Linked DNA regions of Homo sapiens: region 1 is linked to region 2. The links are chromatin loops, found by intact Hi-C in ENCODE. Cell type or tissue: Calu3. All regions are shown on one strand. Each heading gives the region's core, and the rest is flanking DNA. Links, peaks and the distances in the headings are about the cores only. Region 1 has its middle 28 kb from the start of LINC02673. Region 2 has its middle 88 kb from the start of MKX-AS1.

Region 1 (15,804 bases), core at 2,703-10,702, 290 kb before region 2:
AATGTCATTTGCCCCATCAGTACCTTGAAATAACGCAAGATAACAACCTCCTTTTGTCTAAGTCCTAGAAACGTCATAACTTGCTTGTCCTGCACAGTCTGGGTTTATAGCTCTTGAACCACCCCCTGTCCATTTGGCATTGGCATGAATAGTGATGTTTTCTCATTTAAAATAAAATAAAATATTTAACTGCTGCCTTAAAAATACTCTAGGATGGATTTTAATACTGTTCCCTTTTCACTTCTGGCTTCTGCCCCTCTTTCCAAACTGACCTAGCATCTCAGTGTCACTGGCCTCACGAAGGGTGCCTGTGGCTGTAATGAGGTTGTGCACTGACACCGATGCCTGGGATAGCAGAATCCTTCCACGCCTGGGTGGAGGTGGGAGAGTCAGCTGCTGTCCCTGGTGCTCCCACAGCTCGACCTCAGCTCACCTCGGCTGCTTGAGCCACAGTCCTTGCTAGGGCCTGGAGATGCACAAGGCCAGGTGGAATGGTCAGAGGGACACCCGCGAAACTACAGGTTAAGTGCAAGAAAACAAATGCAGGCAAAGAAGACCTCGCTATAGTGACTCTGTGTAGAAAAAAACTGTAATTATTTATTTTACTGTTTGTAACTTTTTTTGCAATAATCCTTGCCGTACAAATGATCTAAAAAAGTACATTTTGGTTTGAAAATAAACACATAACTGGATTTCCATTCTCAAGAAAGCAGATGATAAATATATAACCTATGTAAAATGTTTATAGCCTCATCCACTAAGGGTCTATAGTGATATCACTGACCACATAAATATAGAAGACACATGTCTCTTAAAAAAGTGTTATCATAAACTTGAACATGTGATAGTTATTTTAAGGAACCTATGCCTATAAAGAACGTAAAACATGAAAATATGTAAAGTACATTTACCTATTACACTGCAAAAAATGTTTCATATTTATTTAGATTGACTGTTTCTCTAAATTAATTTTGTTCACTTTAGATTGTAAATTCTTGGCATATAAAAAAATTAAGTGATAGCTGTAAGAGGTTGTCTGGAATACCCCAAAGAGAATTGTTCACACTGTGAAATAATGTCACTACCATACTGATGTCACGAGATGCTTCAAATTAAAGAGCAGTTAATTCTAATAATAGGTTGCTTTTAATCCTTTTTATGGAATCAAAGTATAGCTTTTCATCCTGTCAAAGGTGAAATTCCTGACATTATTTTAGATGCTACTGTAAATTTAGAAGAACAAAAAATTCACTGATTTTTAGTATATTAACTACGTTGCACAACCATCACTATTATCTAACTCCAGAGTATTTCCATCATCCCCAAAAGAAACCCTGTACCTATTAGCAGTCAGTCCCAATTCTCCCTTCCTCCCATCTCCTGGCAACCACGAATCTACTTTTTGTCTCTATGAATATACCTATTGTGGACATTTCATATAAATGGAATCATAAAATATATGGTCTTTTGTGCCTGGCTTCTCTCACTTAGCACAATGTTTTCAAGGCTCATCTATATTGTAGCATGTAGCAACATAAATTCATTTTTATAGCTGAATAGTTTTTGGATAGATCACAGTTTTGTTTATCCATTCATCAGCTGATAGGCATTGAATTGCTTCTTTTTTTTTTTTTTTTTTTGTCTATTTTGCGTAATGCTGCTCCAAACATTCTTGCACAGTCCTTATTGATTTTTAGGGCGACGATCATGGATCCCAGGCAACCATCATGGGTTGATCAGCAATTGAGTAAATCTGAAACCAGTATTTTATTTTTAGGTACTTTTCAGTTTCTGTTATGATCTTGACAACAGGGAGTGCTGGGTTCTGGAACATGATTATGTTCTAGGAATTGGAGATTGCTATATTTTCTAAAATCTGTAGATGTGGAACACAGTGAGGTCTAATTTTGTATGCTCTGTGAATGCTTTGGATCCTTAAAAAGGGAGGCTCCTGAGGGACTTAGCAGCAAACAGACACAATTTCTGAGGTCCAGAAGGAACTGCACCCACTCCACAGAAAGACAGTCAGGCTGCAGTCCCTGAAAAAATGCAGGTGGAGAATTCATAGAATTGAAATTGAACAGAATGAGAAGCTGGGGAGAATGATTTTGCATTTAAGGTTGGGATTTGGGACTTTCATTTATTTGGATTCATACCACACAACAAAGACAGCAGGTTTTTTTTTTCTTTCAGATTTTCACCCTTTTAGACTTTAAATTAGATATTTGGGATTTTAATTTTTTAAAGGTTTTCATATTTGAATTTAATCATATCATTGGAAATTATTAATGGGAGGGAGATTATATTTAACTTTAGAGCATCAGTATGTATTAACATATGATGGTTGGAATATTTTAGTGTTGTTATTTAATCTCATAGCATAAACTTTGAGGGCTATATTGGGCAATATATAGCTGGACAAAATCTGAAATATGAAATAGAACAGAAATGAAGTTTCAGCTTTAAATTCAGAATGGCCATCAATGACCTTAATGACTTCAATTAATATACAATCCTGTTCCACATCAGAGTCTGGAGCAAAATCTAATTCTTTCAGCACAAAGAAAGATCCCAGAAGGTCCCAGAAAAATCCACAAAAGAGAATACAAGGGCAACTATTTTATTAGAACAAATATTTCTTTATGATGGTTAATGTATACATGATAGTTCTATGCTAAGAATGCCTCACTGGCGTAATCTTTTGAGGGCATCCAAAGAAATAATTAGAGACCCACATTTAGAGTAAAAATTTAAAAGATGTAACACAAGATAAGTCTTCTATTCAAAGGTAAGAAAAAGCACAGGAAATGATGATTATATTATCACTTACTCTTCCATCTGTACGATGGAAAGTTTGTTTTGCTGTAGATTTTTAAAGCAGCTTGAACTTAGAAATATTAAAGTGTGGAAAAAAAACCCTAAGAACTTTCCTCTCGTAGTACAATCTTTGTTTGCATCCTCCATTACCAGGTGTATAAAAGTGGTGATCAGTGTTTTCACCTTGGACCAAAGTGGAGGATAAATTTGCCAGCTCTTCCAGTGTGGGCCCTGGGAAATAGGCTGGAAACCCACTATGTTCTTTCTGCCTCCTGAACTGCCCATACTAAGTGGGGTTTACCCACATTTCTTTTATTTGCTTCTTCTTTGCATACTTCTTTCTTGAAAGTGAGTCACTTTTCCAGTTCAGTTATTTTATCTAAATTTGGTTCTAGGTTTGTGGTATAAGTTTGGACCTGTTTCTAGCTTCAGTATGGAATTACATGCTTCTCAATGTTTTTACTTTTTAGATTCACTTTGGGGGGAAGAGACATTTAAAGAATCTGTGATTACATGGCCATTGAATCCAATAGTATTCTACTTCTAAAAATGTTTCAGACTTTTTGAAAAATATCTGGCATATTCATTTGATTAATGAATGTGCATTATGGCAGGTGCTGATGAAGAATGCCATACATATTTAAAGTGATCTGTAGATTTTTTTAAGTTGGAAAAAAATTCTATGAAAAGTCTCATCTAGCTGCCAAAGTCTAGTAGTGTTGGGGAAAATCACATTGTTGTTGTTTTTTTTTTTTTTTCCAAACAGGATTAAATGAAATGTTGCATAACTAGAGTTTACTATTCCACCTGGCATGGGGTGAGTGTCCAAAAAATGTTGCCTTTTGTTACTATTACTCCTTTTTGTTTTTTTTGTTTTTTTTTTTGAGAGTCTCACTTTGCTGCCCAGGCCGGAGGGCAGTGGTACCATCATAGCTCACTGCATCCTCGAACTGTGGGGCTCAAGCCATCCTCCTGCCTCAGTCTCCTGAGTAGCTAGGACTACAGGTATGCATCACCACAGCAGGCTAATTTTTTAGAAAACTTTTTTTTGGGTAACGATTCTTTTTTTCAAGTGATTCTCCTGCCTCAACCTCCCAAGTAGCTGGGACTTCAGGTGCATACCACCATGCCTGGCTGATTTTTAAAACATTTTTTTTTGAGACAGAGTCTCGCTCTGTTGCCCAGGCTGGAGTGCAGTGGTGCAATCTCGGTTCACTGCAACCTCCGCCCCCCAGGTTGAAGCAATTCTCTGCCTCAGCCTCCTAAGCAACTGGGATTACAGATTCCCACCATCTGTATTGTTAGTAGAGACAGAGTTTCACCATCTTGGCCAGGCTGGTCTTTAACTCCTGGCCTCAGGCAATCCTCCTACCTCAGCCTCCCAAAGTGCTGGGATTACAGGTGTGAGCCACTGCAACCAGCCTTATTATTTCTCTTATTCTGCTCAGCCGCATATAATCTAAGGCACATGCGTTTACCCTACGCTTACATAAGACCTTCTCACTTTCTCTTTTTCTCTTCCACTTCTTCTCCCCAAACCCCACTCTCTCATTCCTCACTTCTCTCTCTTTCTCTTTGATGTGGCCATTTCCACAATCATGCTCTAAATCGTGGTCTATTTTGATTCCCATCTTTTCTATCAATAACTCTACCAGGCAGTTAATTTCTATATTTATGTTTTGTTCTTATAAAGAATTTTCTATTAAATATTGAGGTATGTTATTAAACTTAAAAATAAATTATTTAAATTATGATATCAATTTAGACTGACGTCCTATCTCCTAGTATAAATACAAGCCATCCAAACATTATTGCTTTTGGGGAAATTCCTTTAATTTTCATGACCTGATCTGCCCATGGGTTTACCAGACTGTCTTTGTAATGCAGAGGAAAGCCTTCTCTGCTTTTCTTTCTTTTTTAAAAATATATTTTATTTGTAATTTTATTTTTTTAATTTTATTTATTTATTTATTTTTTGAGATAGAGTCTCACTCTGTCACCCAGGCTGGAGTGCAGTGGCTCGATCTCTTCTCACTGCAGTCTCCACCTCCCAAGTTCAAGCGATTCTTGTGCCTCAGCCTACTGAGTAGTGGAATTACAGGTGAGTGCCACCATGTCCGGCTAATTTTTGTATTATTAGTAGAGACAGGGTTTCACCATGTTGGCCAGGCTGATCTCGAACTCCTGATCTGAAGTGATCTGCCCACCTCAGCCTCCCAAAGTGATGGGATGACAGGCGTGAGCCACTGCGCCCGGCCGGCTTTTCCGTGGCACCACTTGACATTCATAGTGAGTCCGCCCTTGGCACTTCCTCCAGTCTAGCCCCACTTGCATTTGTGTAGGAAAAGTTCCACAAAATATGAGGTATTTCGGATGACATCTTGGCTCATGCCTATCTTGGCTTTTTTTTTTTTTTTAAACAATCCAACAATTTCTGAGAAGGTGTTTGACTCTTCTCTTCTCAGAGCACTATGTCTTCTGGAAGTCAATCTGCATTTTCAGGGACTGTTGAAAGTCAAGTTATGTGCTGTTTCTAATGTCCTGGGCCATCTCTCAAGACATTCGCTGATTACTGTGTTAATGTCTAAAAATTGGTTTGAGCTTTTTTTTTTTTTCTTTTCTTTTCTTCCATGAATGCATCGTCTCAGCTTTCAGAATTAAAGCCTGCCTCTGATCCAAAAATTAAAGTGTAATCATGGACACGATTTTTACAGGAAATCGGAGTTTCCTAGCTGAAAAAGCAGTGAAATTGACTGTCAAGGAAAGGTGTCTACACTTTTAACAAATATTCTAAAGAAGAAACAAAGAAGCTTTATTGGGGTGTATCAGAATACTGAGGGAAATGATTACTTAAAATGGGCCTGATTTTGGCAATGATTATTTAATATATGAAAAAAGTGAGGCCGGGTGTGGTGGCTCATGACTGTAAACCCAGTGCTTTGGGAGGCTAAAGCAGGAGGATTGTTTGAGCCCAGGAGTTGGAGACCAACCTGGGCAGCATAGTGAGACCCCACTTTTATACAAATTTTTAAAATAATTCGGCCAGGCATGGTGGTGTGCACCTGTAGTCCCAGCTATTTGGGAGGCCGAGGCAGGAGAATCACTTGAGGCTAGGAGTTCGAGACCAACTTGGGCAACACAGTGAGACTGTCTCGAAAAATAAATAAATACATTAGCCGGGCACGGTGGTGTGCAGCTTTATTTCTAGCTGCTTGGGAGGCTGAGGCAGGAGGATCACTTGAGCCCAGGAGTTTGAATTGCAGTGACAGCTATAATCAAGCCACTGCACTTCATAAGCCTAGGTGACAGAGCGAAACCATCTCTAAAAAAAAAAGGTAAAATTTTTTATTTTTACATATTTGTAACCACAAGATGGCACCAATTTCCCATTTAAAAGCTTGGCATATGGGTGTTTTTCATTTTTTACATATTTTTCCAAGATTACAAGCTGTTGGGTGAGGTTTGGTTACCACCTTCCCTCAAATATGGACTCCTAGACTATAAAACTAGGGCCATTGCATTAAGTAAGAATCCATATGTGCAATTAGGTTTGTAATTTGCATTCTCTGTATCACGACTTCAATGTGGAAGGAGTGACTCTAATGAATAAGGACGAATGCTTAGTGCATTTCTTCACAAATGTTAAGTTCCAGAGTAAGTTTCAAACCCAAAGCCACATATTGGCAATTTTATGAGGCTTCTCTCATGCAAAGTCCTCAGATCTTTGTTCTTGAAAAGGAAAAAACTGTATGACTACACCTATTCACCACCCAGCCAATTAAAAGCAGGAAGCACTTTGGATATCTGTTTGCATGCTTCAGGATCAGGCTATATGTGTTGTCTTTGTTATATGATTTCTAATGCATTTATGAGTTTTGATGGCCAAGACCAATAATCAAAGCAGATTGCATGTAATTACTCTCTTGGTAGTTTTTCTTGATTATCCCATAAATGGGATTTGCATTTCTGAAAATGCCTACAAAATAGAATTTGGCCAAACATTCTATGATCACATTTTCTGTGATGTTGGTTTTAAAGTGACTTGAAATTGTGAAATCCTTCTGTGTCAGTTTTATTGCTCTGAGACTCTAGCCTCTGGTGAGTTTGGGAGGGGGCCTGGAAATGAGATGGCATCAGATTAAACGTGTCTGTTATATACTTATTTCTGTATTAATTTACAGGTGTTAGAACATCTGCTCCAAAAGACTTCAGGCAAAGATGGAATTTATTTTCTCACTTAACTGAAAAAGTCCACAGGTAGCCTTGCTGCCAGTATAGTTGGATTCTGGGCTCAAACAATATCGTTAGGGCTTGGGTGTTTTTTTTTTTTTTTTTTTTTTTTTTCTGTGTTTCTCCTCTCTGCCTCCCGCTGGATTGAATTCATGTGCAACCTCCTCGTCATCACTTCTGGAACTTCTAGGCTCTCTGTGCTTTATGACAAGATGACTGCAGCAGTCCTAAGCTCAGGTGAGTCCAAGATGTAAGCCCAGTAGGAAACAGGGAGCTCTTTTGCTTACAAGGCTAGGAATTATTCTTGTGTCTGCAAGCACCAAGGCCAGGGGAACGTGATGTGCTTACTGGCTTGGGCCTGAGACATGTGGTCCACGCCTGAGGCAGCAATAGAGCCCACCTAGCGCACGTGAACTAGATTGAAGAAGGAATAATCTGCAAGTTAAGCTAGGAGGGCTGTTATCAGAATGGATGTGGCAAAATCTAATTCTAGAAAGGTTTTATATAGCCCTGAGCCTAAGCATAAAATATACTGAGTTCAGAGGTTGATATGGTTTGGCTCTCTCCCCATCCAAATTTCATCTTGAATTGTAGCTCCCATAATTCCTACATGTTGTGGGAGGGGCCTGGAGGGAGATAATTTAATTAAGGGGGCGGTTTCACTCATATGCTTCTCGTGGAAGTAAGTCTCACGAGATCTGATGGCTTTATAAGGGGAATCCCCGTTTGCTTGGTTCTCATTTGCTGTTTGTCTGCTGCCATGTTAGATGTGCCTTCCACCTTCCGCCATGATTGTGAGGCCTCCCCAGCCATATGGAACTGTGAGTCCATTAAACCTCTTTTTCTTTATAAATTACCCAGTCTGGGGTATGTCTTTATCAGCAATGTGAAAACAGACTAATACAGAGGGGTTCTTCATACCTTGAAAATATTATTCTTCGAGTGACAATTTTAAAATCTTTGGAAAATGACAAAGCTAACAGGTCGGTGACTGGGTCATCACTTGCATTCTTACTTAGGGCAAACACTGGTAAAATTATGTAGGCAGAATTTTCTCTGGTGGCATCTCACATATCTTTTCTTTATTTATCCTCACTGGTATCTCTCAGTTGAGATACCAGTTCTCCAGTTCTTCTCCAGCATCTGTGTACATTCCAGAACTTTCTTACACCCTACCCTGGAAACTCATCTTTCCTGAATATCCTTCGTGTTTGTTGTAATTTAGGGACTTGATATTACCTACTGGACTTTCAATGCTTTAATTCAAAGACTGACCAATAATATCGATTAATCCTATGCGTGTTCATATGACTCATTATGTTATGAACTTATTGAGTGCATGGAATATGTTTTATTCATCTCTGTGACTCATGCTTAGCTCTCAATAGACATTGGTAAAATGAACAAAAAGATCTGAAATTTAAGACAGATGTTACCGGAGTCTGTTCTTCTCAGAGCTTGTAAACACTGCTTATGCTGACAAAGAATTCCTAACCTGCGTGCCTAATGATAGCTCTTAAAATATTGTTGCACATGGTGGTTAAGGCCAATACTGTAGGATCTACGGGAAAGCTACTACTGCAAGTGTTGTTTTGGGGCTTATCAAATGGTATCTTCTTTTCTAATTCATGTTAATCCTTTTGTATTCTTTCATTTTTAGAGGTAACAGGGAACCATCTTAGCTGTTCACATTACTTTCAAAAATAAGCTGGCACAGAACATTATGTGATCATCTATGAGTTTTCTTTTCTCTGGATTAGAGTAAAATAAATAGCTTGTGCCAGGTAAACAGCAGGGATTGCACAGGTGAAATGTGGTAACCTGGGATTACTATTAAATGCAGGCACTTCATGGTCCATGCCTGGTAAAGAGATCAGAGGGCTATTCAAGTGAAGGATGATTGGTTCCAAAGTGAGTATGATTGAATTAATGAGGAGATGTCTGGATTAATTTAGAAAATGTCTGATTAAGGATAATAAATAATATCAAATATTATCTATAATTCATGCAAAGGGTTTAGTAGGAGACGTGTTGCCTAAATGTGGACAAGGGTCATAATTGTCCTTTTCTTTTCCTTAGAATACAATTTTTTTTTTTGAGACGGAGTCTCACTCTGTCTCCAGGCTGGAGTGCAGTGGCACAATCTTGGCTCACTGCAACCTCCGCCTCCCGGGTTCAAGCGATTCTCCTGCCTCAGCTTCCTGAGTAGCTGGGACTACAGGTGTGCACCACCACGCCCAACTAATTTTTGTATTTTTAGTAGAGACAGGGTTTCACCATGTTGGCCAGGATGGTCTCGATCTCCTGACCTTGCGATCTGCCCACCTCGGCCTCCCAAAGTGCTGGGATTATAGGCGTGAGCCACTGCACCTGGCTTTTTTTTTTTTTTTTTTTTTTTTTTTTAGAAGGAGTCTCACTCTGTCACCCAGGCTGGAGTGCAGTGGCATGATCTCAGCTCACTGCAACCTCCGCCTCCGGGGGTTCAAGCGATTGCTAGCTTATTTTTGTATTTTTAGTAGAGACAGGGTTTCACCATGTTGACCAGGTTGGTCTCAAACTCCTGACCTCATGTGATCCAGCCGCCTCTGCCTCCCAAAGTGCTTGATCTATTTGAGTTCATGTAGAAGGAGTATATTCTGAAGGCAAGTGCCACAGCATGTAGAAGTGTGCTTTGTTACAAGGGTGGGATTAAAATACTTGGAATCTCAATGGAAGAGAAAGGAGTATCTCTTGGAGTTTTGCAGGCAAATAGGCAAGTAGGCAATCTAAATGGGTTTATGCAAAGAGAAGCCAAATATAAAGTGGTTTTGGCCAGGAGTTCCCCGGCTAAGTCCAAGGGTATGAGTTGGCTGAGCCTATTGCCAGGGTGAGAAGGGTGCAGTGGCTCATGCCCGTAATCTCAGCATTTTTGGAGGCTGAGGCAGGTGGATTGCCTGAGTCCAGGAGTTTGAGACAAGCCTGGGCAACACAGAGAAACCCTGTCTCTACTAAAAATACAAAAAAATTAGCCAGGCATGGCCGTGCACCTGTAGTCCCAGCTACTCAGGAGGCTGAAGGAGAAACACCTGAGTCCGAGAGGTTGCGGCTGTAGTGAGCCATGATTGCAACACTGCACTCCAGCCTGGGCAACCAGAGTGAGATCCTGTCTCAAAAAAGAAGTCAAAGAGCTGTACTCAAAGTTAGGATCTCCTGGAAACAGTATTTTAAAGTGATGGGAGTACTGTGGGAGTTTGAGGAGGAAGAAAGAAGAGGATAGGGGAGGAGAAACATGCCCAAGGGAGAAACAAAAATATACAAGACAACTCCACCTACTTCTCAGCTGCGGTCTGACTTTGCTGACATATTCCGGCTTGGCCAACTGTCCTCAGGCCTTCAAAAAGTGAATGAAGGGAACCAGTGAGGAACCACCTAACTTCTTGTCATAAGTGTTAATTTTTCTTTTTTGAGACAGAGTCTCTCTTTGTCACCCAGGCTGGAGTGCAGTGGCACAATTTCAGCTCACTGCAATATCGACTTCCCAGATTCAAGTGATTCTCCTGCCTCAGCCTCCTGAGTAGCTGGGATTACAGGCATGTGCCACCATGCTCAGCTAATTGTTTTATTTTTAGTGGAGACGGGGTTTCACCATGTTGGCCAGGCTGGTCTTGAACTCCCGACCTCACGTGATCCACCAAAGTGCTGGGATTACAGGTGTGAGTTACCACGCCTGGCCTATAAGTGCTAATTTTCTAGCTACAGTCATGAGAACCTCCTATGTATGCCATACATTCTCTTTATCATCTGGTTTCCTCAAGAAGCAGGCATGCTTCTTGAATTTGCAAACAAAAGCTATTTTTACATGATTTTTCCTAACCCTGGATGATTTTTACATTCACTAAGACTTAGTTATTATTGGGCAAAAGCTGGTTAAGAAACATTGTTCATATATTTTTCTGAGTGCTTATGAGGGATACCTAAATATCAGTTTTTAAAAAACATTATTTGATAGGAAAATAATATTAGGATAAGTAGCTGGGCACAGTGGCTCACGCCTGTAATCCCAGCACTTTGGGAGGCTGAGGCAGGAGGATCACCTGAGGTCAGAAGTTCAAGACCAGCCAGGCCAACGTGGTGTAACCCCATTTCTACTAAAAATACAAAAATTAGCCGGTTGTGGGGGCAGGTGCCTGTAATCCCAGCTACTCAAGAGGTTGAGGCAGGAGAATAGCTTGAACCCAGGAGGTGGAGGTTGCAGTGAGCTGGGATCGCGCCACTGTACTCCAGCCTAGGTGACAGAGCAGAACTCCATCTCAACAAAATAAAATAAAATAAAATAGAAAAACATATAGAAGTAGACAATAGAATGGTGGTTACCAAGAAACGGAGTTAGGGAGATACAGGAAGTTGTTGTTCAATGCATGTAAAGTTACAGTTATACAAGATGAGTAAATTCCAGAGATCTGCTGTGCAACTTAGTATCTACAGTTGGCAATAAGGCATTGTGCACTTAAACATTTGTTAGGACAGTAGATCTCATGATAAGTGTTCCTTTTTTTCTTATAGTATTGGCTTTACTGGTTTTTGGAATTAAAACCATCTTGTAACTATTAAGAATTAGGAAGAAGAAACAGTAGTAGAAGTTATAAAATCCCTCTGAAAGGGCAACTAATTTCTCATCAAAATTAAAAACCTTTAAAGTAGCTGAGGTAGTTGGAGTCACTTTATGGGGAGGATGAAGTCAAGATAGGGTAAGGAGCATTCAGAAAGAATTATTTTCGGCAAGGTAAGATGTTTTTCCTTTCAGTAGGATGTATTCATAAAGCAAGGTAGTCACTAATAGCTGGCCTTTAAGACTTAACTGTAGTATGGATAGGGTTAGATACCCACTGCTTGAGCTTTTTAGTTGTACTCCAGGAATCTAAAATCTGTCCTGGCAATTAATGAATTAGAACATCCTTCTCACCCCGTCAATTGAAACTGAGAAGGTTTGTTCAAGGTATTTCCTACAATTTTCCCCAAAAGTCAGGTTCAGAAGTGAATTTCTGGGCTGGCATATGCAGCTTCCACACACAGACCTCTCAATACGACTTATTAAAAGAACATTGTTGGCTTGGAGCTGGTTTATTTTGAAGACTCCACGGGACAGTTTGTGGCAAGGTTCAAGAGGCTACAGGGTATTTTGTAGTAATTACATTCAACTGGTAATGCAAGGGTAAGGCACATGGACAGCCATTTACGGTAAGGAATAAAGAATCCTGTTATCTTTGCCATTATGTGATATAACAGCCTGCACTTCTGATCTCTGTAGAGCTATTTTGCTTGTGGCCAGTCTGAGTTTAGGACAAATGTCCTTTAGCTTGTTGCCTGCCTCCTTCGGCTGGGTTCCATGTATCTGTTATAATCCTTGAATAATGAACCCCAACCAGTCAGAAAATATCCATGAAGAATGTTTTGAAATGACATTAAGAGCTGGTAACATTAAATATGAAGTAGTAATTGTAACTGGTAGAGACAAGATAATAGAATTTAGGTTTTCAGTAAATCAAGGGTGGGTTTTTTTTTTTTTTTTTTTTTTGCGTGTGTGTTTTGAGACAGGGTCTTTACTATGTTACCCAGGCTGGAGTGCAGTGGTGTAATCTTGGCTCACTGTAGCCTCAACCTCTTTGAGCTCAAGCAATTCTCCCATCTCAGCTTCCTGAGTAGCTGTGACTACAGGCATAAGCCACCGTGCCTGGCCAGTAAATCAAGTTTTGTACTTTTCTTTGGCATCTAATAAATTAAACCAAGTTACTCAAGAGATGCACTTTTGGGGATTACATGACACTCTAAAGCATGTAAATATTTTCTTGATCTTGACATTTTTGGTTCCATAATGTAAATTTATTTTAAGGTATTTGTGTAGCCTATTCTGGAAATACATGTTAGAAATCAGTGAGGTTTCTAATTGCCATGCCATACCACTTAGCTGAGACAAATTACTCTTTCTTCACCTTTAGATTGTAAAAGATAAAACTCTCCTTAGTTCATATATGAGATATGTGGAGTAACAGGGTAATAGTTGTTCTGTACTGAATTCCAAGGGCAAATAATGATAGAAATGAAATGTTACACTTTATTCCATCTCCATGATTTCAGACATTATAGGACAGGGTGAGTAAACAAGGCAAATAAAGCAAACACCTTTTCCCCCATTTAACCATATGCAGCAGTTTGACATTTTTTATGATCTGCAGGTTGACTTAATTCTTGACTTGAGTTGAAAGCTGCCAGCAGCAAACTGTGCAATTTAGACTTTTCCTCCATAGCCACTCTGAATATCTTTATTCCTGAACTACACTGTGAGCTCTGAAATGGTGTTCACTGCAACATTCTTGAAGCTTTCACATCTTAACCTCTTGTTAAGGCAGGGGATTGTTTTAAAAGCTTCTTCTTTGCTTATCCAGGCTGCCAGCAATCTTAACTGCAAGTTACCATGTAAAAATAAAATTCTGCTCTGAAGCACTGACTGAAACTGTTGTGCCCAGATCCCTTTCAGAGCATTAGTTCCCTGAGAGAAAAAGGAGGTCCTAACCAATTGCTTTCATGAACAATGACCCCAGTACAAGTGTACATAATGTCACTTGTAGCAAAAATCAAGAGGTCAGGCAACCTTGATCATCCTGACTAGTTTATCATTATTTTCATACAAGGTATATTTACAGCTGATCCCAGACTAAGTATTGCAATCATAATCCCAAGAAATTGTTCAGTTTTAGCACCCTGGGTTCCTAGAAGATACCAGAGCAAGTGAGAAATCATCATCTTTTTTTGTTGTTGTTGAGACAGAGTCTCGCTCTGTTGCCAGGCTGGAGTGTGCAGTAGCACTATCTCAGCTCACTGCAACCTCCGCCTCCCTGGTTCAAGGGTTCTCCTGCCTCGGCCTCCTGAGTAGATGGGACTACAGGCACGTGCCACCATGCCCAGCTAATTTTTGTATTTTTAATAGAGACGAGGTCTCACCATGTTGGCCAGGATGGTCTCGATCTCTTGACATCATGATCTTCCTGCCTTGGCCACTCAAAGTGCTGGGATTACAGGCATGAGCCACCATGCCCGGGCCGAAATCATCATCTTCTACAAGTGAGAGGAAAACATCAAGAAGAAGGAAACGAAACTCGCCTTGCCTAAATTCCTCATCAAATCTGATGGCTGTCTTCACAGACTTAGTTGACAAAATCCAGAGTTCTCAATTTCTTGATTTGAAGAATCCATTTTCAAGGTGACCATCAAGGTCAAGAAGACTCTTCATACTTTTCTTCACCATGGCCCGTGAACTCAGTCCTTCAACAGAGATTCTCTCTGTTGTTGCTTTCTGAACACACTGCAGGTAATGCTTGAAGAGGTTGGAGCACGGCTCCCCAGAGCTGTCGCCCTTGAGAAGCTTCTCCACAAACCAACAACTGAAGCATTGATCATACGATTGAAGCTCCATGTGTGTGTGAGTCTGTACGACATTGTTCATGGCAATGGTGGTGGTGGTGGCAATGGCGGCATACTCTCTCATGTTAGGTGTTCTTACCATGAAAACAGCAATACTGAAGCAACAAAGGGACACAAAGAAACTTTTGGAGATGATGGATATACTTGTTACTTCGATTGTGGTGATGATCACATGAGTGTATACATATGTCCAAGCTCGCCATATTATATACATTAATTATGTGAAGTTTTTAATTTATTTAATTCCAACTTTTATTTATTTATTTATTGAGATGGAGTCTGCTCTGTCACCCAGGCTAGAGTGCAATGGTGCAATCTCTGCTCACTGCAACCTCCGCCTCCCGGGCTCAAGCAATTCTCCTGCCTCAGCCTCCCGAGTAGCTGGGATTACAGGCACCCACCACCATGCCCAGCTAATTTTTGTATTTTTAGTAGAGACAGGGTTTCATCATTTTGGCCAGGCTGGTTTCAAACTCCTGACCTCAAATGATCTGCCCACCTTGGCCTCCCAATTGCTGGGATTACAGGTGTGAGCCACTGTGCCCAGCCTCAACTTTTATTTATTTTTAACTTTTATTTTTGTTTCAGGGGGACACATGCAGGTTTGTTCTACAGATAAACTGCATGTTCTGGGGGTTTGGTGTACAGAGTATTTCATCACCCAGGTAATAAACACAGCATGAATGAAACTCAGTAAGTAGCTTTTCAATTTTCACCCTCCTCCCACCTCCACCCTCAAGTAGGCCCCGGTGTCTACTATTCCTTTCTTTGTGTCCATGTGTACTCGGTGTTTAGATGTGACTCACAAGTGAGAAGATGAGGTGTTTGGTTTTCTGTTCCTGAATTAGTTCCCTTAGGATAATGGCCTCTGGCTCCATCACATTGCTGCAAAGGACATGACCTTGTTCTTTTTTATGGCTGCATAGTATTCCATGGTGTGTATGTACCACATTTTCTTTATCCAATCTACTGTTGATGAGCATTTAGGTTGATTCCATGTCTTTGCTATTGTGAATAGTGCTGTGATGAACATATGTGTGCCTGAGTCTTTATGGTAGAACAATCTATATTCCTTTGGTTATACCCAATAATGGGATTCCTGGGTCAAATGGTAGTTCTAAATTCTTTGAGACATCACCAAACTACTTTCTGCAGTGGTTGAACTAATTTACACTCCTGTCAGCATTAGCTTTTCTCTGCAGCCTTGCCAGCATCTGTTATTTTTTGACTTTTTAATAATAACCATTCTGACTGGTGTGAGATGGTATCTCTTTGTGGTTTTGATTTGCATTTGTCTAA
Region 2 (15,804 bases), core at 4,388-12,387:
ATCCTGGCCCTGGGATAAAGACCATGGGGATTCCATAATCTGGCCACCCTTTTGCTCTGACTTTGTTTGGGTTCAGCCAATGGAAGGCACTAGCAGTAGATGGGAGGGTGGGAACAGAGAGAGGTGGGCTATTCTCTCCCCATCACCTCCTCCCTCACTGTTTTGCAACCCCCTGCAGCCATGGCTGCATTCTTCTATGACAATATCTTCTGTTGAGTGATCCTTCCTCTATGGCTTAGCTCCTACTACACTACCTCTGCACCACCAATACCACCCCACCTCGCTTTTTTTTTTTTTTTTTTTTTTTTTTGAGACCGAGTCTCGCTCTTTTGCCCAGGCTGGAGTGCAATGGCACCATCTTGGCTCACTGCAACCTCCACCATCTGGGTTCAAGTGATCCTTGTGCCTCAGCCTCCCGAGTAGCTGGGACTATCTGGTTAATTTTTGTATTTTTATAGAGACAGGGTTTCAATATGTTGGCCAGGCTGGTCTCGAACTCCTGACCTCTGCCCACCTCAGCCTCCCAAAGTGCTAGGATTACAGGCGTGAGCCACGGCACCCGACCCTTTCTAAAGATATTCTTGTCCTTCCCAGGCTCTGAATCCTCAACAACCCCTGTTCATTCCCTTAACCTTGCTTTTAAAATAATCCCTTCATTGCATTCTTTTCAGAAGCTCATCTAAGGGGCCTCTTGTTTCCTGTGGGGCTCTGGCTGGTCCAGTAGTCATCACCAAATAAAATCTCCTAGTTCTGTATCCAATTTTCACCATTGTGGCTATAAAGATATACAGGATCTGGTCTTGCCCACCTCTGTGACTTCCTGTCTTACCACTCTCCTCTTGCTCACTGAGCTCCTCTTAACTGGATTTTCTTTTGGTTTCTAGAATACACACACACTGAGCTTGAGCACTTTCAGGTCTTCCTGCCTGTGATACTCAAACCCCACTCTTCCTCTGGCTCCTGTGTGTCATTTGGGTTGGATTTTTTCTTAGTTTTGTTTTAAGACAGGATCTCCCTCTGTCGCCCAGGCTGGATTACAGTGGAGTGCCTCAAACTCTTGGGCTCAAGCCATCCTCTCACCTCAGCCTCCTGAGTTGTCAGGACTACAGGCACACTCTACCATGCCTGGCTAATCTTTTTTTTTGTTTGTTTTTTTGTAGAGATGGGGGTCTTCTTATGTTGCCTGGGCTGGTCTTGAACTCCTGGCCTTAAGCAATCCTCCTGCCTCAGCCTCTGAAAGCCCTGGGATTATAGGCATGAGCCACTGTGTCCAGCGTCATTTGGGTTTAATTCAAACATTTCCTCAGTGAAATGTTTGGACTAAATATTCCTGACTATTATAATTGCACACCCCACCCCAGCTCATATTACATTCTTCCCTATGCCCCCTGCCCCTCGTTTGTAGTTTGTTTTTTGAGACAGTCTCACTCTGCCACCCAGGCTGGAGCAGAGTGGTGTGAGCATAGCTCACTGCAGCCTTGATCTCCCAAGCTCCAGCAGTCCTCCTACCTCAGCCTCTGTAGTAGCTGGGACTACAGGTGGGTGCCACCACACCCAGCTAAATTTTTGACTATAAAAAAAAATAGAGCTGGGGTCTCATTTTATTGCCCAGGCTGGTCTTGAACTCCTGGGCTCAAGTGATTCTTCTGTGTTGGCCTCCCAAAGTGCTGGGATTACAGACATGAGCTGCTGTGCCCGGCCCCATTTATAGTACTTTATAGCACTCAGCACCAGTTGGAATGGTTTTGTTCATTTGTTTCTTTGTTTACTCTCTTTTTCTGTGCATTAGAAAGTAAGCCTCAGAAGAACAGAAATCTTATCATTTAGCTTCTTTTCTCCAGTATCTATCATAGTACCTGGGATCTAGTAAATTGTCAATAATTACTTTTTAAAAGAAAGAATGGTATTTCAGTGGTCAATCCATATTCACCTTACCGTGACTTTCATTCTAGTATGTTTTCATGAAACAGAGTGATGTGGCTTGGGTCTGTGTCCGTGTTCAAATCTCATGTCAACTTGTAATTCCCAATGTTGGAGGTGGGGCCTGGTGGGAGGTGATTGGATCACGGGGGTGGATTTCCCCCTCAGTGCTGCTCTTGTGATAGTGAGTGAGTGCTCTCGAGATTTGGTTGTTTAAAGGTTTGTGGCACCTCTTCCCTTGCTCTCTTCCTCCTGCTCCAGCCATGTAAGACGTGCCAGCTTCCCATTCACCTTCCGCCATGACTGTAAGTTTCCTGAGGCCTCCCCAGAAGCTGAGCAGATGTCAGCATCATGCCTCCTGTACAGCCTGCAAAACCATGGGCCAATTAAACCTCTTCTTTATAAATTACCCAGTCTTAGGTATTTCTTTATAGCAAGGTGAGAACAGACTGATACACAGAGCCAAAGAATATTTCACATGAACAGTGATGTGGAGAATTCCTGTTCTGTTTTGCTCCTGGAAAAACCTGCAAAGAACCATGCCCTAAGCACACATTCATGTCTGCAGGAGGCCCCATAACTCCTCACAGAAGGAGAGAGCAGTGTTTCAGCTTGGGTACCTGCATAAGGCCATGCTCTGTTGGAAGCTGGTTAAAAAATATTTGTGAGCACTGTTTTCCTTAGTGTTTACAGCTTAATGAAAAGCTGATATTTTAAAGGTGCTGTATGAGGCCAGTCATGGTCCTCGAATGGGTTCTTTATGAAACAGCCCAAAATGAGTTTTGGGCTCTCTGGAGACTTTTTTGATAGAGACCAAATGTCACAGTTCCTGACTTGGCCACATTTGCTTGAGGAGACTGTCTTGTTTGTCCTGCTCAGTAATTGTGAGGCAGAGCTTCCTGAGATACCAGCCAGGTCCACAAAGGGTTTATGTGCAGGCTGCCATGTCTGCTACCCTCACAATGTGTTTTGAATCTGTCTTCTGGCTCCAGGTGACCTGCTGACCCGTGTTCCTACAAGACACTCTACTCAAAGTCCTTGTCTTTAAAGCTAACCTGTGTCTCTGTCACGATCTTGGAAACAACATTGTGGGGCATTTCCAAATATAGCTGATCCTTGAACAAAGTGGGGATTGGGACGCCAACGCACATGCATACAACTTTTGACTCCCTCCCGTTTAACAAATAGTGTACTATTGACTAGCAGCCTTACCAATAACAAAAAGTCGATTAACACATATTTTGTAGGCTGGCCACGTGCTGTGGCTCATGCCTGTAATCCCCACACTTTTGAGGCTGAGGCAGGCAGATCACTATAGGTCAGGAGTCTGAGACCAGCCTGACCAACATGGGAAATCCTGTCTCTACTAAAAACACAAAAAGTTATCCAGGCATTGTGGCACATGCCTGTAATCCCAGCTACTTGGGAGGCTGAGGCAGGAGAATCGCTTGAACCCAGGAGGCAGAGGTTGCAGTGAGCCAAGATCGTCCCACTGCATTCCAGCCTGGGTGACAGAGTGAGACTCTGTCTCAAAAAAAAAAGAAATAAAGAAAGAAAACCATATATATTTTGTAGCTATATTGCATGCATTACACATTGTGTTCTTACAATAAAGTAAGCTGCAGAAAAGAAAATGTCCTTAAGAAAATTATAAGGAAGAGAAGATATTCACTAAGTGGAAGTAGACCATCATAAAGGTCTTCATCCTCATCGTCTTCATGTTAAGTAGGCTGAGTAGGAGGAGGAAGAGGAGGAGCTGGTCTTGCTTGCTCACAGTGCGGCAGAGGCTGAAGAAAATCCAACTGGAATTGGACCTTCACGGTTCAAGCCTGTGTTGTTCAAGGGTCAACTGCAGAGTGTTTTCAGTATTCTTTGCCACTTGTATCATACACTGCAGAGTTTATAAAGTAATGAAAGATTGCTAGTTTGAACATCGGCATGTCTAGCTCCTTACATTTCAAATATCCTTACATTTCATAGGTAGCTGCTGCACTCCAGAGCCAGGTAGATCAAGCAGATTTTTCACAAATGTCTCAAACTCATCAAGTTCAAAAAGGAAATCACCCTTACCCTACTGGTTTGCAATCAGTGTTAATTACTTCAGTTCTCCTCTCATTCTTCCAATCACCCAAGTCAGAAAGGCCTCAGTATTGCCCTCTTTCTCTCCTTGACACCCATACCCAGTCAGCCACCAAGTGCTGTTATTTTTCCTAAGCCATTCATCCTCTTCTCTCCATCCCCTTTGCCATCCCCTAGTCTGGGATGTCTTCATCTCTAGCCTTAACTATTGCCATAGCTTTCCAGTATTTGGACTGGCTTCCCTCTAGATCTTTTTACTTACTGTAGCCAGGGTAATTTCTTGCTAAAAGACAAATGGGATGCTGTGACACGTGTTCGCTGGGTGCCCCTTCCCTCAACCTAGAGTGTGGTTGAGTTAGCAAGCAAGGCCCTCCGTAATCTGGTGCCACAGCTCCCAGATCTCTCAAAACACTCCCAACCTTTTTCTCAACTCTCCACCCACTCCCTGCCATGCAGGCTGTGAAGGCACCTGGCTTTCTTCCACTTCCAGACCTCTGGTCGTGCTCTTCCCTCTACCTTACAGGCCCTTCCCTGCACCTCCTTTGTCTGACATTAGCCCTACTCACTCCTGTCACCTCCTGAGCTCAGGTCCCCTCTTAGATGTACCCACACAGGAAGCCTCCACGGACCACTGCCACCCCTAGGTGGGACGAGGTGCCCCTCCTCCCTGCATATCCTGCATGCTCTGCCCGCCCTGTCTGGCCCTTCCTCTGTCCTGGGAGTGCCTCTTTATTTGCCTGTTGTCCTAGTGGGGCCATGAGCTCCTTGGGGCAGGAGCTTTGTCCTGTTCATTTGTGTCCTTAGAGCCTTGCAGAGTCCCTGGTTGTGGTGGCCTTGCAGGAAAGAAATAGAGAGGGTCTCAAACTCCATGAATGTCTGCTGGGTCCTAGTGTGAGGACAGATTATGAGACAGAGAGGGGACACCCTCTTAGAGGACTTTCAGCCATTGTAAGGGAGGCTCAACCCACAGGTCCAGATGAAGACACCCCCTAGGAGGGCTGGGGGATGAGGCCTCTTCAGCAGGAGTAAGGATCTTCTTTCAACACATCATCTTTTAGGAGGAGAAGTCAGGGTGAAGTGTGGGGCTCCTGGAGCCCTGCCAGGCAGTGGTCAGTGCTGGGCTTTCGGAAGTTTCTCAGGCAGCAGCATCAGGAATGAGGTCAAGCAAAGAGAGGCTCGGGGGGAGGTTATGTCAGGGGAGGCTGGGTGGGGAGGCTCAGGGGGAGGCTGAATGTGGGGGGAGCTGCCCCTTGAGAGGCAGAGGCAGGGGGGCCACGATGATGCAGCCACAGGCCCAGGAGGAGGATCAGTGAGAGCAGCTGGCACTGGAAGGGCAGCTTCCCCTGAAGCAGAGAGGAGATGTGCTGCCAGGGAACCCCCAACTTCCTACCTCATTCCTCTAGTTAATGGGTTGCACCTGCTTAGGAATGGCAGGCACCTTCTGAGGGGTATCGGAGAGGCATTCAGCTGTTACTAACACCAGGGGTTCAGTCTAGGTCCCATTGCTTGCTGCACAGAAAACCAATCGTGGAGACAATGAGTACTGCCACGGATGAAGGCTTTTTCCGGTGACAACAGCCAGAGAGATGGGAGCCAAACCTCAAATCCCTCCCTCCCTGCAGATGGAAGTTAAGGGTTTATATAGCTGGGAAGGACAACAAGAAGGGTGAGGAAGAGGAGGTGTTCATCAGGCAGCAGGTGGTCAAGTGAGGGGTCTCATCATAACCACATGCGGGAAAACAGGCATTAGGGATGGTATCTGTTCTCACGCTGCTGATAAAGACATACCTGAGACTGGGTAATTTATACAGAAAAAGAGGTTTAATGGACTCAGTTCCACATGGCTGGGGAGGCCTCACAATCACGCTGGAAGGCAAGGAGGAGCAAGTCATGTCTCACATGGATAGTGGCAGGCAAAGAGAGAGAGCTTGTGCAGGGAAACTCGTGCTTATAAAACCATCAGATCTCATGAGACTTATTCACTCTCATGAGAACAGCATGGGAAAGACCTGCCCCCATGATTCAATTACCTCCTACTGGATCCCTCCCATAACTAATGGGAATTTAAGATGAGATTTGGGTGGGGACACAGCCAAACCATGTCAGACGGGTAAGGAAGAGGAATGGCCAATAAGCAGCAGCAGGTGCATCTCATTGTACAAACATAAGTTTCTAAAGCTTCCGTTCTATAGGCATTCAGCTTGTTGGAAAATTGGGCTGTTTCACTTTCAGCCCAAATACTAGGCCAGTAGACAAAACTGATTGTTCACAGAAGAGTGGAGAGGAAGTGAGTCCAGCAAGCCAGCACAGTGGAGGTGGCTTCCTTCTGCTTCCCCTCCTCTGCTCTCTCCCTTCTCTGTGTCCCAGGCTCCCTGGCCCATTGGAGGCTGAGGGTGGGAGGGAGGGAGAAGCCAGGACATTCTCTCTGCATCGGAAGGCCCCTTGGGCAGTGGCCTTGTCTCCTTCATGGCTCCAGCTCCCTGAGTGTTGCCTCTCCCTCTGTGGTCTCAGCTCCCCCAGGCCGGCCCATGGAGGTCCCAGCTTCTTTCCAATGGCCTGGCTCCTGGGCTCCTCTCGCCTCTCTAATCCTTAGCATCCCTGTTTGACCTCTCATCTCCTCCATCACTTCTGTGACCAATTCTCTGTACGTAGCTTCCCATTTTCAACTATCTAGTGTGTTTTGTTTTCCTGATTGTACTGTGACTCATACGGGGCCTAGGAATAAACTCCCCAATGTAAGAAGGAAAATATAATATTCAAAAGGCAATGAGAACACACTTTTGTAAAAGATTTGTTGCATAAAAAAGAAGTCAATTTTAGACAGCATCTGCTATGGACTCTTACTAACATTTAAGAAAACATGTGCTCTATGAAATAGGATTGAAATAAGTCACCAAACTGAGATTTAAAAAAATATATTAAATGGGACAAGGAAGGAATACTACAAAATACAAGATGAAATAAAAGATTTCAATTAAGATCTCAGAAAACCACGTTAGTAATATAGGGCCTGGTACAGTGGCTCACGCCTGTAATCCCAGCACTTTGGGAGGCCGAAGCAGTCAGATCACGAGGTCAGGAGATGAAGACCATCCTGGCTAACACGGTGAAACCCCGTCTCTACTAAAAATATAAAAAATTAGCCGGCCATGGTGGCAGGCGCCTGAAGTCCCAGCTACTTGGGAGGCTGAGGCAGGCGAATCGTGTGAACCCGGAAGTCGGAGGTTACAGTGAGCCAAGATCGTGCCACTGCACTCTAGCCTGGGCGACAGAGCAAGACTCCGTCTCAAAAAAAAAAAAAAAAAAAAAATTAGCTGGGCATGGTGGTGTGCGACTGACTGTAATCCCAGCTACTCAGGAACCTGAGGTAGGAGAATCGCTTCACCCTGGGAGACAGAGGTTGCAGTGAGCTGAGATTGCACCACTGCACTCCAGCCTGGGAGACACAGTGAGACTTCATCTCAAAAAAAAAAAAAAAAAAAAAAAAAAAAGAGAGAAAGAAAAAGAAAGAAAACTACGCTAGTAATATGGAAGACAGCTTAAGAAGATTTTCCAGAATGAAGAGAAAAGGGAAAAAAATAGTCTGAGAGAAGATCATCTTAGAGGTCATCTTTGTAAACTTAGAAAACAGTTCTATATTTTGATAAATGAAATGTGGAAGATTTTATTATGAAGCCGAGGGAACTTTGTTTAAGGAAAAATCAGTTGAATTTTAAGCAAAAAAGTATAAATATGTGTCATAGTTTGTATCAGAAATTCTGAAAACCAGTTGTGACTCAGATTCACCTGAGAAACTGTTCAACAAACAAACAAACAAACAAACATTTCCTCAGTCTTATCCTCAGAGATTTTATTGAGTAGGTCTGGGACAGGAAATGAGAATTTATGTTTTAAACAATTATCTCAGTTCATTTTGACAAAGGTGATCGGGACCAGGGTTTTAGAACTTCTGGTTTTTAACAGCAAAGTTAAAGTACTACGCCACCTGGTGGCAGCATACCCAACTTGCAGAGTGTGTGTGTGTGTGTGTGTGTGTGTGTGTGTGTGTGTGTGTGTGTGTGTGTGTGTGTGAGAGAGAGAGAGAGAGAGAGAAGAGAGAGAGACGGGTGGGTTTACTGGCTACAACAGTAGATGATTTCTTTTAACTGAGTTAATTCTCTTGAGCGAAAATTAATAACTGACTGCAAATGTTTTGGAAAGGAAGATGGAGACCATTAAGTGAATTGAGCAGGAAAAGGCCAAAGAAATACCAACTTCCAACACGAAATAAGACCAAGACACTAAAGTTAGCATTAGAAGGAGATTCTCCTTTTTCATTCTCGAGTTACCTCACTTAGAATAATAGTCTCCAATCTCATCCAGGTCACTGCACAAATCATCACGGAAGAACTTAATCATGTCACCAAACACCACCTGTTCCTCAATAACCTATGGAAATAAAAAGTTAAAAATGAGGGGAGGGAGATTCTTCTTTTTGAGAGAAACTCCAAGTCTGTTCTTACCACAGTCTCTCCTCTGTGGGGTCATACTGGTGGCCTCAAGGACACATTCATCCTAAGACATTCAGACCTAAACCCCGGCAAAGAAATTTTGTCGACTCGGTGAAGAAAATTATTTAATCATGGATGGACATAACCAGAGGGGAATAAATTCTGAAAATATTGAAAATATAGGTGGTCTGCCTTGCAAGGTAGAGCTTGCAGTACAAAGGTCACAGCTCCAGGTGGGACTCAGGTAGCAAATCTAGCCTTGTTTTGCAACTTCGTTTTCTAGGTGTCGGTTTGAAAATGCCATATTTCACATCCGCTGTTCAAGGGTGATCCCCCAGGCATTAGACTCTGTGATGTCTGACCAAGAAAAGCAGAGACCTCCTTCATGCCTACCTGGGTCCCCACTCTGGGTTCCAATCTCCTTTTTGAGCTTTGAACTTCTCTCCTAAAGAAGTTGGTCCAGGAATCAATCACGGTCTTTCCAGAGAGACTGCCTACCGTTGGGAGATGCAATCTGACCCTTGTAGCTTCAACAGTGAAACCGTATTGAAACATGACACAATGCTGTTTTCATTCTGCAGGTTACCCAAATACAGTAGAGAGGAGTTGCCATAAGAGGGTTTTTACACCTGGGCTCCTGGTTTTGCTTTTTTGAGCTTTTTGTTTGTTTTTAGTACAAGAGCTGTGACTTCAACTTGGAGACAAACGATCAAGAAGCTACATAAAGAGGAAAAGGGAGAGAGAGAAAGGGAAGATACAGGGTGGGGATAAAAGATTTAAAAGGTAGTAAGAAAGTAAAACAGGCGTGGGGGCCGGGGTGGAGATGAAATGTGCCTGTGTAGCTTATTTCTGGGAATAACAATGGCAGAAAGGAAAGTGAAATGTAATTCCAGAGACTTTAGTGCTGGACACTTTCATCTAACAGCGCAGTGCAGGAAACAGCCAGCCAGCATCTTTCTGGTTTTAATGTGATCAGGAGCCTTCCCTCTGGGATGAGATGCTAAATCCACTGGCTCTTTTCTGAAAGGCCTTAATGAGCCAGCTTAAAGCTGAGGTTGTTTCTCCATTGGTCAATGGCAAAAGTATGGAAAATTCCAGACAGTGGATAAACAAAAACCTCCCAATGTATTTGGCTTTGGATTGCATGATATACGATGGCCGGGTTTTCGGTAGCAAATTTCCTTCCTAATGATGTTTTTCTTAGGCTAATAAGCAGTACCCCTCTATGCTCCTGCCTGGCCCTGGCTGCTCAGCCCACTCTGCCTCCTAACCTCGGCTACTTTGTTTCTCTCCACCTTCACCTGCTCGTGCGAAAGTTCCTCTGATAATTCTTTTTTTTGTGTTTGTTTGAGAAGGAGTTTCGCTCTGTCGCCCAGGCTGGAGTGCAGCGGTGCGATTTCAGCTCACTGCAACCTCTGCCTCCCAGGTTCAGGTGATTCTCCTGCCTCAGCCTCCCAAGTAGCTGGGATTATAGGCATTCACCACCATGCTCCGTTAATTTTTTGTATTTTTAGTAGAGATGGGGTTTTACCATGCTGGCTAGGCTGGTCTCAAACTCCTGACATCAGGTGATCCAGCCACTTTGGCCTCCCGTAGTGTTGGGATTACAGGTGTGAGCCACCACACCCGGCCTCCTCTGATAATTCTTAGCGAATTTGAGCAGATGCATGCAATTACATTCCACTTCTCCAGAGTTCCTGGAGCTCAGCACTGGAGCCTGGAATGATTCGTCATGACTAGGTAATATCACTCATATTTAGTAACTATATTGGCATGCGAGTTTCCTCTTGCTATACTAGTGTAACAGACGCTGTTGCTGAAAATCAATTTCCTGAAAGCAAATTCACTAAAAATCAATTTGCTTAATGACCAAATTCCAGAATTAATGTGGAATTCCCCCAAAGTTTTTGATGTTGTCTTGGATTCTGCCCACCTCCATCCTGGACTGCCATTTAGTATACAGATGAGTGACTTTGCTTTAACTCCACAACACAGCCTAATGTCTTTTCTACTCTGGCTGTTGCCCCTGCCCCGGTGTTTGCTTTCACCCGGGCGTTTGCTTTGCCCCACCTCTGCAGCATTTAGGGAAAGGACTAAACTTTCCTTTATTTATTTTTTATTTTTTGAGACAGAGTCTCATTCTGTCACCCAGACTGGAGTGCAATGGCATGATCTTGGCTCACTGCAACCTCCGCCTCCCAGATTCAAGCGATTCTCCTGCCTCAGCCTCCTGAGTAGCTGGGAATGCAGGCACCTGCCACAACCGCCAGCAAATTTTTGTATTTTTGGTAGAGATGGGGTTTCACCACGTTGGCCAGCCTGGTCTCGAACTCCTGATCTTAAGTGATCCACCCGCCTCGGCCTCCCAAAGTGTTGGGATTACAGGCATGGGCATGCCAGACCTGATCTTTCCTTTAAACACTACTTAAGGTTTCTCCACTTTTGTGGATTGGTGCCATGAGCTACTCCTGCCCGTCCCTGCCTTCACCAGGGTCCTTTACCTGCCTCCTACTTCTGGTGGTGAAGCTAAAGCAAACTGTTCTACCTGGTTTGAGGGCTTTAGGGCTGGGCCGGGGTCAAAGTGGTCACCAGCCCAATTGGTGGTTTGGCATGCTGGTTCCAGAGATTTGGCCTGTTTCCCGCACAGGCAGTGGGGCCCAGGCTGTGGCCGACCACGTAGTCCAAGTGCTGTTTTGTTTCTCAGGAAGGTCTGCAGAGTGGGAGGAGCTGTGGGTTCTGCCCAGAAGGACTTTGTGGCAGCACAGAAGTGGTGAGTGTGCTTTGTTAAATCTCAGCAGGTGTTAGTTGGAATTGTCACACTCTGCTTGGCACCACTCAGACTCAGAGGTGAGACAGGGTCCGGGCACAGTGGCTCACGCCTGTAATCCTGGCACTTTGGGAAGCTGAGACAGGAGGATCACTTGATCCCAGGAGTTCGAGACCAGCCTGGGCAACACGACAAGACTCTATCTCTACAAAAAAATATTGAAAAATTAGCCAAGCATGGTGGTGCGTGCATGTAGTCCTAGCTACTTGGGAAGCTGACGTGAGAGGATCGGTTGAGCCTGAGAGGTCGAGGCTGCAGCGAGCTGTGACGGCACCACCGCCCTCCAGCTGGGGCGACAGAGTGAGAATCTGTCTCTAAAGAAAAAAAAAAAAGCAGCGAGGCAGCGGAGGAGGATCTGAGAACAATGGAGGAACAAGTCAGAGGAACTTGGGGTGAGACTGTTCAGGGAGGGAGCAAAGGAGGAGAGAGGAATGGAGCAACTTCAGAGAGTGAAGAAGATAATGAGCTGGACTGTGATCCCCTGAGGGAGAGTCAAGGGCCTCAGCATTCTGAACGAATGGGATCCCACAGCAGGGCCCCAGGATGTGCATTTACTCACTGTATCCCAGAAGGTAAGTCTGGAGGAATCATAAGTCCTAAAGTTACTTCTTGACAATTTTTTTCAAAGTAATACATTACTTTTCTAAAATAAGCCATTTTAACTAATTTTAAGTGTGCAATTTACTGGCATTAATTGCATTCATAATGTTGTGCAACCATCAGCACTATCTATTTCTAAAACTTTTTATTATCCCAAACAGAAACTCAGCAACCATGAAGCAATCACTCCCCATTCCTCCTCCCCCAGCCCCTGGTACACTCGAATCTACTTCCTGTCTCTGTGAATTTGCCTATTCTAGCTACTTCGTCTAAGTGGAATTATAAGACGTCTGTCATTTTGTTTGGCTTATGTCACTTAGCACAATATCTTCAAGGTTCATCCATGCGGTAACATGTATCAGAATTCCACTCCTTTTTATATCTGAGTAATATTTGACTTTACTTTACTTTTATTTTATTCTATTTTTTTGAGACAGAGTCTTGCTCTGTCACCCAGGCTGGAGTGCAGTGGCATGATCTCGGCTCACTGCAACCTCCACCTCCCGGATTCAAGAAATCCTCCTGCCTCAGCCTCCCAAGAAGCTGGGACTACAGGCAAGTGTCACCATGCCCAGCTAATTTTTGTATTTTTAGTAGAGATGGGGTTTCGTCACGTTGCCTAGGGTGGTCTTGAACTCCTGACCTCAAGTGATTCGCCCGCCTCTGCCTCCCAAAGTGCTGGGTTTATAGGCATGAGCCATCGCACCCAGCCGACATCTTTTTTTAAACCACTGGATTTCCCCTACTTTGGATATCTTTGCAAAAACTCAGAAAACCTGATAAGATGCATGAAGCTATGAATGTAATTGAAGCATTTGTTTTGAGACCAAATGGCTGGTGAAGGAGCAGACCCCTCAGCAGCTCAGGCTGGGGTAGAAAAAAGCTGCTGCCTTAACAGATCCATTAACAGATCCATTCTTGGTTTCCAAGGAGGTCTCTGCCCACTCAGCAATTGACCACATTTGACCTTTTGAGCTTGGGCAAACTTGGAAGAATGCGCTGGCAGGGAGTTAACTATATGGAGAAAGATGACTCAGGATCCATTTTCATCCTTGCCTACCATACCTTAAAGGAAAAGAAATTTTCCTAATTGTGGTTATTTACAGCAGTGTAAATCAAGCAAATGCCATGAAGTGCCAATACAAATTTTTTAAAAATCAGCCTTAAATAGCTAAACTCTCAACAGCAGCTCATAAAGTGAGGCTTGGCAGTTGTTAGGTAGTTATGGTTGAATTGACAGTCCTTTGGGGAATTAAGATATCCAAAAAGCAGAGGTAGTTAAGACTATAATGATAAATGGTTGGGCTTGTTGGTTGAAGAGATTTTATAGCACACATTTAAGCTGAACGCCTGTGAGAAAGTGAACTGGAAATAGAGGTTATCACTTCTTCATAGCTACTCCATTCATTATTGACCTCAGGGGGGTATTGCGACATACTAGGAAAGTCAAGACTGAGGCTATGTGAAGAAAGAAATCATTTGTAGGTAACATGATAGTGTCAGGCAAAAAAAAAAAAAAAAAAAGAAGTGTTAAGAATTGTACAAATCTAGCAAAGAAAGTAAAAAAAAAAATCAGAACAGGCATTTTTAAGACCACAATAAAGAAAAATAGTAAGAATATAATTTGCCCCAAGACTTCTGGTAGAAGATGATAGCGTAAAGTTATACTTACCTTATGCCCTTTGCTAGAGCCTTCCACAAGCACAAGAAGAAGAAAAACAGAGGGCAAAGTTCCATCTTTGATGAAATTTAGTTTAGACCCAACTACAGCATACGAAGAGTATCTGCACTATGCGGTGAAACTTTGACTAACTTGAGAGAGAATATAAGAGTTGACACATGCCTTTCTACATCTCAAGAAGAGTATAGATTGCTCTAAAAGTAAGTTAAACAAAATCCTAAAATATTTAACTAATAATCCGTGACTTAGAAAGACAAGGACTTGAGTCATGGGTAGACCATAGGAAAAGGGATAAATCCTAATGGGAGTTTAGTTTCATAACATAGAATTGGAAGGAAAAGTGGGGCTGAAAGCCTTATTTTTTTCTATCCCCAAAATTGACTAGAAGCGAGGAAGGTTTGAAACAACAGAAAAAACAATAATCGGATTTGCAATTGCTGAACTGAGTCACCTGAACAAAGAAATAATCTGTGAGAACTAACACACTTCACTGTAAGCCACTTTAATTCCTGCCTGGGAGATCTGCCCACCCTGGAGAGAGAAGGTCTATCCTCATGTAGAGACAGAGAAGATTTACTAAGAAATATGAGCATGGTGTTGTTCTAAGATCTGCCATGGACACTGTGCCCTCCTCACCCCCACAACTATTTTTAAGCAAAGAGTATTAGTAAGTATAAAGGATGAAAAGTGAGACTTGAATGTTATTCTCAAAGAGGAGAAAAGCAAACATAACAAGGTGAAAGCAAATGAAGAACCTGCATGAAGAGCAATTCTCCAAGGAAAGAAGAAAATTTCTGACAAATATTACTCTATATACTCCAAAAAGTTAAAGAGGAAATAGATTTTGAAAAGCAAGCTCAAAGAGGGGATGAAAGAGAAAACAAGCACGGAGGGGAGAATAACAACAGTGAGCTTCCTGAGGACAAGGAAGAAATGGAAGATAATAAACAAAGCCAAAGCAAAATCAAGAGACATGAAAATAATACCATGAAAACTTGATACTGCTAAAAATAAGTATGAGAGACCGAGGCAGGAGATTGATCGAGAATTGTACTGCACTTTTTTATTCACATTACTGAATACCCAACACTTTTAGCAAAGTGCCTGGCAAATGCACTTATGCGATAAGTAACAGTTGAATAAACTGTTAATACAGTTAAATACAGGAAATTGGCTATTTTGAGAAAAATAACAGAGAAAAGGAACTTAGGAAATAATTTAGATCTAACAATTTTTTCCTGAAATTTAGATATAATGTTTTTTTTTCCAGATTTCAGTCTGTAAATCCATGACATATCCTGGTTAAGTGAGTAAACTTTAGGTATAAATAAGGAATTCTGTGTGCCCTCAGGCAAAGCAAAGACAAAAACAAAACCAAAGCCAAAACAATCCAGCAGACAATGTATCAGGCTGATGTCAGAATTTGCCACAGCAATATTCAATTAGTTGTGGAGCAATAAGAGTTCTGAAAGCAAAAGTAATAGCTCAGACTTCTATATCTAGTTAAGTTATCAGGAGTATATAAGGGAAAAGAAGACAGCTTCAAGCTGAGGGAATACAACATCCCCATGATAAACTTTAAAAACAAAATTAATGATAACATCCATCTAATCAAAAGAAAAATCAAAATAGAGACCTCAAGAAGGGGAAGTAGCATAGGGAAGTATTCCCAGTAAGCATCAAACCTATTTCAGTAACTGTAAGAGTTATAGTTTCAGAGAATAATTTAAGTAGCATAAATACTGACAATGTAAAATTAACAAGAAAGTGTTAAAAATGACATGTGAGAATGAGAAGAAGTATCAAAGTTCTAGTTACTTCACCTTTCATATTGAGGATTCAAGGTTTGTAGCTTAAGAAATTGAGATTGGAAAAATGGCCACCTTTGTGTGCCTCGACTGCCTTGCTTCTCAAACCCAACTCCAATTCAACTACCTCAGGGAAGCTGCTCTTGAAGTTGTTAGGCAGAGCCTGCAGAGTTGAACTAAGGACTTGGCTCTGCAAGGAAAGATGTAGGAGAGAGAAGAGGAGAAGAGGGAGGGAGGGACAGAGATCATTTGTTAGTTTCCCTCTGTCAAGACTAGAACCTGGATTGCTATAGAGGAGAATCCCCAAATGGGCATCAAGTTGTAAGTTCTTAAAAAAAGAATGGCTTGTGAAAATACAGAGGCCTCTGAGAAGAAGGCGGCACTAGACCGTGTGAAGTC

Evidence for each region. Hi-C counts contacts between places; a loop is a spot of excess contacts. Peaks named below come from ENCODE experiments on the same cell type or tissue, not always from the same donor. Only the 100,000 strongest peaks of a DNase experiment are listed, where the experiment ranks them.
Region 1: it touches region 2 in a loop (8-fold over the local background); 21 of 110 quality-filtered maps call a loop at or near these places.

The regions. Positions count from the first base shown.
Region 1 is chr10:27,363,836-27,379,639 of GRCh38, forward strand. It overlaps the pseudogene TRIAP1P1. Among named protein-coding and RNA genes, the nearest start is that of LINC02673, 28 kb to the left of the region's middle. In Calu3, for the core only: CTCF peaks have their summits at 5,895 and 6,181 (motif pointing right); no DNase peak of the experiment used is centred there.
Region 2 is chr10:27,648,811-27,664,614 of GRCh38, forward strand. No RefSeq gene overlaps it. Among named protein-coding and RNA genes, the nearest start is that of MKX-AS1, 88 kb to the right of the region's middle. In Calu3, for the core only: no CTCF peak of the experiment used is centred there; a DNase peak (open chromatin) is centred at 7,981.